Linked DNA regions of Homo sapiens: region 1 is linked to region 2. A link is a contact called in ENCODE Hi-C or POLR2A ChIA-PET data. All regions are on one chromosome and are shown on one strand. The core of a region is the stretch at or near the end of the contact, and the rest is flanking DNA. Distances in the headings are between cores, read along the strand shown. Region 1 has its middle 110 kb from the start of GAS1. Region 2 has its middle 88 kb from the start of LINC02834.

Region 1 (3,793 bases), core at 162-2,661, 43 kb before region 2:
CCATTACGCTTCCTGCCAGAATACAGTTGCAGATGTGGGTAAACAGAAATGTAATCTATGCATGTATCTTTATCTTAACTAAGCCAGTGGTTCTCAAAGTGCAGGCCCCAGAACAGCAGCATCAGCATTACCTGGGAATTTGTTAGAATTCCCTGGACCCACTGAGTCAGAAACTGTGGGGGTGGGGACCAGCCATCTATGTTTTAACAAGCCTTCTTCATGATTCTGTTCAAGTTTGAGGACCACTGCAGGAGGCCTTACCACCTGTGCCTTCCCATAACATCACATTCCTTAAAAATATAAAGTTGCTGTTCTTTTCTCTACCTGCTCACATAGAATTTCCAACATTGCACATTGAGTGCTCTTTCTTTAGTAGCTAGAAATCTTTTATCTACCACTGAGTTTGCTGGTAGACTTTGGTATTTATAAAAATGTTATTCTTTTTTGAAATGTCATTATAATTTAATCTCTCATTTCTTATATTAAAATCACAGCATTGAATGAAGTCCCACATCTCAGACACTAAGGCCTTGTTCTTACTTTGTGAGACTCGTATTTGTTGGAGCTAGAAACTCTGGCTTTCAGGCAAATGGCTCAAGACAACCTTCAAATCCACAGAAACTCATGGAGCGTGTGGGCCTTGCAAAAGAGCCTGTTTGGGCCAGTGGGCTCCCCACCCTTGGCTTGGTCTCTGGTTTCATTCAGCTCTACAGGCAAATGGGAGACAGGGAAGGATCTAGAAAGCCTGAAGAGGCAAATAAAGGTAGGTACGGGAATGTTTGCTGAGTTGAGGGAAGGCCTGAAACTTTGCAAAAATCTTTAAAAGTCATTAAGATTTTTGTGTTCTGGTTGTGGTATTCTGTGGTAAGCCCCATTTGCCCTCTCTTATTTTATGCCTATTTCCTTACACATAACCATTCTGCTAAAATTCCCACGGCTGGATCCTTGCCATCTCATTCATGATGGATAAAACCAGGCACTTGGCTGATGGTCCTGCTGACCTCAGTTGCCCACTCCCGACAGGGCAGCATCTGCCGGCCCTCCCCAGGGCTCCCCTGGGCATCAGCCTCCAGGCCTTGGGACAACACGCCCAGGTCATGGGGCCACACTGACCTGTCCGCAGCAGTGTGTTTGGCTTCCTGCTCAGCCTCAACTCTGTGTTCACATTTCAGGTCCCACTGGGAGATGTGAAAAACTGCAGGAGTGTTCTTTGCAAGGCACCATCTGTTTTTCCTCTCCTGTTCCAGCCTTTTTCCTCCTAATCTTCATTCTTTTCCAGGACACAGTGATACATCAAGAATTATTTAATACTTTCCTTCTCAACCAATTCACAGTTTCCTCCCTCTGTAACTTTCTGGGCCACACTGAATTTCCCGCCAGCGAGAAACAGGCTAATCTTACCACATGATGTCAAATTGCAGCTATGCCGCACGCACACGTAGGCACAGGAGTGCGTGCGCACACTCGCACACAGAATGTCTTTAGGTTTGCCTCACCATTCCACAGTGTTTTCCCTTCAGAAAGTTAATGAAATCTCTCCATGGCACTAAAACCACCAATACTGATTCTACTTAGTAACAAATTGGACGTTTCTGGGAAGGGTTTCCCGTGTAATGTTTGGGCTTAATGTTTGTAGTTTGTGTCGGGTCATGACTTATCCAAGACATCACTCCCCTTCATTAAGTGAAAAGTAAATACATCTCCAGTGTTACAAAAACAAGCTGCTATTTCCCCAGAGTCAGTTATCTGAATCCAAGCCCTCTTTCTTGGAGCCTGAAGACCACAGTCTTTACACAATGAATAGGCACGGATGTGTGTGCCAAGGTGCCTGGCCTAAGAGAACAATGAAAAAAACCCCTCTTTTATCCCCCACCTTCTCTGGGTCTCTCCATTTCTTTTGGGGCTGTCATGGGTTCTTAACATGATATAAGAAGGTGCCTGAGGATCATTTACTTCTCTTGGCATGGGAACGTTGCGGGGGTTTATGCTTCCCCATCAATCTCTGCTCTTGGCTCCTTCTCACCAGGCTCCAGAATGAAAAATGAGAATGCTTCAATCTCGCATATTAAACCATAACTAATTATTATTAGATCGGTTTTCACTTTTTTCCCAACCCAAATGTCAAAGGCAAAGGTCTTAATTTACTAGCTCCAGTGGGCTGCAAGCTAGGGTGAAAAGGAGGACTGGAGATTCCAGGCTGACTGCAATGGGCTCAAAATCTCCAGCAAGCAAAACAGCTTTCGGCCACTTGAAGGCATGGACTCCAGTCTGTTCACCGGATCGCCCCTTACATGCTCTCAATGTTGCTCACATTCTCTGAACAGAGGAAAGATGTCTGCGGGAAGCAGGAGTTGCTCGGCGCTCTGGTATGACACCACGTAAAAGCCAGGCAGGCACTGAGAGTTTAGGGCCACCAAATGTCACAGCTGGAAGAGACCCCTCAGATAGCCTGCGAGCACCACAAACTCCTCCAATTACCAGTGAGCAAACCAAGGTTTGCAGAGGGGCCGGCTATGGTAACAGCCACAAACCTCTCTGTTTCAGGCTTCCTCTTTCCTCAGTGATCTGGACCATGTCCACCTCTTGGCCATCACAGAGCAGAGGAAAGGGTCATGGATCAATGGAAAGTGCAAGAGTAAATCCGGAGGTCTTAAATTCTACTCTTATGTTTTGGCACCTAGAAAAAAATGTAAGCTAATCCAAATCTTATTTATATTAAATTCTCCCAAAAGGCATGGAAAGTCAGAGAATCAGAACAGATACAAACACACTCAGTACACTGTGGAGCCCTGAGTCAGACTGGGCCATTACATCAAACGCTGTTGAGCATGGGGGTAAACAATCTGGGGTCTGAGGTGTGACGGGCCTAGTACTCAGTCCCCACTCTGCCTTTCACAAATGTTAACCTTGGGCAACCACAGTCTCTCCAAAGGCTGAGTTCTGGTTGGTAAAGGAGTAAGAATAGCACCCCGCTTGTGGGATTTCTATGAAAATTTAAAGGGCTTAATAAAGTCCTTAGTACATAAATCTTAGATAATGTTATTATTTCATTACAGTTAATACTAGATGTGGCATTGGGAGAAAATATTCTGGGTGTATTGAGTATCCAATTAAAATTTCTAGAAAACTACTAGGCACTTAAAGACATGAAATTAAGAAATAAATAACTTTATATCATCATGGGACCCTACCTTTTGAGACTCACATCCTCTAAAGGAAATGTCAAAACCGTATATGAGTACAAGTTACTTTCTCGCTTCTGTTACTCATAAAAGCTCACTGAGTGAGCAAATCCTCCTCGGCCCCTGTTGCCTTCCTTCCTTGTGGTCTTAGAGTCCTGAAGTGGCCTCTGGGGACCAAAGGGACTCCCCTGCACTGTAAGTAAGGCAGTAGGGATCTCACGAACGAGCACTGTGCTTTCTTGTCACCCTGTAGAGCAGGATGACTTGAATGTCAGCTCTTACAGTCAGCATGTCTGTGAGTGCCTGTAACATATCTAGACAGCAGGAATGTTCCATAGAGAGGGGATAGAGATTTCTCTGCAGGAACAGGAGGTGAAGGAATGGAATGGGGAGTGGTATGGATGAATAAAAAAGACTGGGTGAGCATGAATAGAAAATAGAATTTCCCCTCCTTGCCAAATCAGAGAGGGATTAGCTTGTGATCTTATGAATTTGGAAGGTTTTGTTTGTTCATTTTGGTGCTGGTTGGGGGAGCATTAGGGGAGCAGACAAGGCCACCTGAATTAGAGCTGGGAGAAGGCAGCTATTAGTATACAGACTATGGATTCTAA
Region 2 (3,542 bases), core at 869-3,368:
TGGCAATCCTGTTACCTTTCCAAAAAAGCCTAAAATAAAAGAAGTGTACAGAAATGCTTCCCTGCCTCCTTCATATAAATACCTTTCTCCTTTTCACATGCAAAGCAATTTTAGCACCCGATAACTCCATTTTCATAGACTATGAAGACCCAGTTCTATACACATCTACCAAGTGTCCCCTGGGGATGGTCTCCCCTGGACAGTCTGCTGTTAAGAAGTATTTAAGTTGGCTGGGTGCAGTGACTCACGCCTATAATGTCAGCACTTTGGGAGGCCGAGGCGGGTGGATCATCTGAGGTCAGGAGTTCAAGACCAGCCTGAACAACATGGTGAAACCCTGTCTCTGCTAAAAATACAAAAATTAGCCAGGCGTGGTGCCAGGTGCCTGCAGTCCCAGCTACTTGGGAGGCTGAGGCAGGAGAATTGCTTGAATCTGGGAGGCGGAGGTTGCAGTGAGCCAAGATCACACCACTGAACTCCAGCCTGGGCGACAGAGCAAGACTCCGTCTCAAAAAGAAAAAAAGAGAAGTATTTAAGTCTCCACCTCCTGCCAAATAACAGTGATTGCAGCTTTTAATAAAATATTGCTTTCATCTTTACCCATCAAGTTTGGAAAACCTTAAAGTATCTGACTATCCACAGCATTGCTGAGGATGGGGAGGTCTTCGCAGATCAAGGCCTGAGTTGCCTTCATTTAGTTGGCTTTGACCTTGCTTAAGCTGCGACATGAAGAACAAGTAGAAGTTCAGAGGATAGGAGGGGATGGAGCTGATAAAAGAGAGTGGTCAGGGGAGAGAAAAGAGCCTGGTGGGGAAACAGGAGGTGCGAAGGGCTCAATAGCAGGTGAGTGTGCTGAAGGAGCAGCTGATGTCGCCGTAGTGAGAGCCAGGAAAGTGTGCATAAGTAGTAGTTCCTGACCAGTGGGGAAAAAAAAGCTTTTCTGTCCAGGTTCTGATTCCAACAAGGCGCCTGCTGTCTCTGCTGCTCCCCAAAAGGAACACGGGTAGCGATGGCGACAGCTATGAAGAGACCAAGAAATATCCCAACCCCATTCTTCAAATGCTGGAATTCACAACTCCTGCCATTATAGCAAATCTCCAAAAGTAACCATGTTCAGAAAAGCTGGCAGAAATTAATGAGTTCTCAACTTTGGCAGGGGAATTTCATGGGGTTTTGTGGAGTCCATGTACAGAATACAAACTTCCTACTCTAAGTGCTTGACCTCACAGAGGCCGGCCTCAACAATGGCCATGCATGGATGGAGTTAAAATGCCCAGGTTTCAAGTCAGCAGTATGCAACAAGACCTTCAATACATCAGTTATGTTAAATAGAAGTTTTTATTTGAAGGCAATTAATTGCAGCCGCAACATATAAATACTTTAAAAAGGAAACAAACTACTGGTTAGATAGTAGACAGAGTTGTTTTTTCAATCTGTCTTTCTAGTGCAGCCAGAAAATAAAAAGCTAAAATCTTGTAAATAATATTTAACAATATGGAGCAAGTCTCAAAATACACTAAGTGAAAACTTGATCAAACAGCATACTAATTAAAATTTCCATACGATGACACATGTACTATGAAAATATAAAACTCAGCAGGCAATACTCTAAAATATTCACATTTGTTATCTCTGACAGGCATGGTTTTAGGTGGTTTGCTTTTCTTGTTACCCTTTTCTGTTTTTTTTCAAGTGTTTAAAAATAAACATGTAATATTGTCACAGTCAGGGGAAAAAGAATATTCATAACAGCCTACATTTTACATGGCAATGAGTATTCCTGAACTGGGTGTGCATCTGAATCACACAGCGGTCTTTGTGCAAATAAACGAAGGGCCAATTTTCCTGAGTGTTTGAGAAAAAATAAAGTTTTTCTGTGAGATTTATCTGTCCATGTCTTTGGGCACAAAAACACAGACACAGATACACATGTTTTTTTTTTTCCTGTTGTGCAACCCTAGAATATTTGGGCGTTTGGCTCCAAGTCTGAAATTCCAGTTGTTGCCTCCAAATCTGGGAGCCCTTTACGTCCGTGAAACACAAGCTGCAGCTCCCCTGGAAGAACACGCTCCTCAGCTTCCTGCCTCATTGCAAAGAAAACTGCCCTTGTGTGCATAGCCCTCACCACCAGGGCCAGCAAATGAGAACAGCTTGGAAAAACAGCGAGATGCTTGCAATAGTTTGTTTGGTGTCTCAGAAAATAAAATCCATCTTTCTTCACCAGATGAGAGTCATCGCTTTCAGATGATTTTGGAAGAGGAGTCATTCCCTACATTGAATCTGGAAGGCTGGCTGGGTTTCCAGGACTGTGTTTTCATGGACATGAAGAAGAATTTTACGAGAAAAACAATTGCAGAGGGCTTGATTTCTATAGGATTTTTATCTCCTGCAGATTCTTCCAGCTGGACCCTTCTTCCAGATGTTTGTGAGACCTATTTAATCAGATTCTCCAGGGATGGGGCTCTGGCATTCACTTTCGCAAGGTTTACAGGTGATTCTGATGTATAGCAAAGTTTGAGAATGCCTGCTACAGCAGGACGACAAAGGGGGGCTTTATGTAGAAAAACAATGGCAATGAAAGCACACATTGCATTTGCAGTAGAGATATTTAAAGGCAATCTTAAAAATGATTTTTTAAGAAGACTGTCTCCTTGGCTAGAAAGGGTTGCATACCATTATTTCACTTCATTCACAGATCCCTCTCACAGTCTGAATAGAAACAATGAAGCAACCCTAAGGCACACTCAGTCAGGGCCCTAGGATGCCACATAAATCAGCTCAGGGCAAGCTGGCCCAAGTGAGGGTGAGTGCCGCAGAGGTGAAACAGCCCGTCTGGTGACCAAACGCTTTTTGCCTATTAACTGCACGTGTTGACTTTGTGTGGGGACCTGGAGAGTCCAGTCGCCACAAACACGGGGGTCAACAGCCACTTGGCAGCCTCTTCACCCTGAGCAAGTGCTGAATTAAATACAACTAGCATTTAAACAGCTCAGCATCCTCCTGGAGAGCCACTCTGCGAGGTGGGGTAAACACATGCCCTGATTTGTGAATGGGGTTTAGGCCCATTGCCCAGGTGTAATTCTTAATAGCACCCCCTTCACACTCAGAAGTACCCTGGTTTTGTAGATAAGTTGTATGATCACCTGGCTTCAAGGTGAAGGTGATGGCCTGTTGGCTTAGGGAGCTGAGGCGGGGGAGGAGAGCTGATAATTCCTCTGCACTCCCACAAAACAGTTATGAAGCAATCGTAGTGCTTCCAGCACAGCCACAGCTCCCTCCTTTAGCAAGCAGCAAAAAGAACTCCTTGGGAAAACTCCCTCCTCATTCTTTCTCCCCACCCCCTTGCACTCTCTCTCTCTATATATGTATTTAACTCTTTCAGTTTCTTTAATATCCATCATTGTCATCTGAGCAGCACAACGGAGTAACTGTATGTCAATTTTCACTTTGTAGCATACACTCTTTATTCCCAAATTACCCCAGTAACCCAAATAAGAAAGGAGAAAATGCACAAAGAATTACTGTGGCCATCTGGAATGCAT

Evidence for each region. Hi-C counts contacts between places; a loop is a spot of excess contacts on that map. ChIA-PET counts read pairs that join two places held with the same protein, here RNA polymerase II (POLR2A). Pooled maps may share reads with other maps.
Region 1: a loop to region 2 is called in a pooled map, with 6 times the contacts of the local background. The contact joins two enhancer-like sites. A Hi-C loop is called at or near these places in 1 of 50 pooled maps. POLR2A ChIA-PET finds 5 or more read pairs at or near these places in 2 of 52 experiments (A673 and BJ).

Annotation. Positions count from the first base shown.
Region 1 is chr9:86,836,594-86,840,386 of GRCh38, reverse strand. No RefSeq gene overlaps it. Among named protein-coding and RNA genes, the nearest start is that of GAS1, 110 kb to the left of the region's middle. RefSeq lists an enhancer at 1,028-1,529. Within about 2 kb of position 1,411, at least 5 of the 41 ENCODE cell types and tissues checked have a DNase peak (open chromatin) inside an H3K27ac peak, as active enhancers do.
Region 2 is chr9:86,794,572-86,798,113 of GRCh38, reverse strand. No RefSeq gene overlaps it. Among named protein-coding and RNA genes, the nearest start is that of LINC02834, 88 kb to the right of the region's middle. Within about 2 kb of position 2,118, at least 9 of the 41 ENCODE cell types and tissues checked have a DNase peak (open chromatin) inside an H3K27ac peak, as active enhancers do.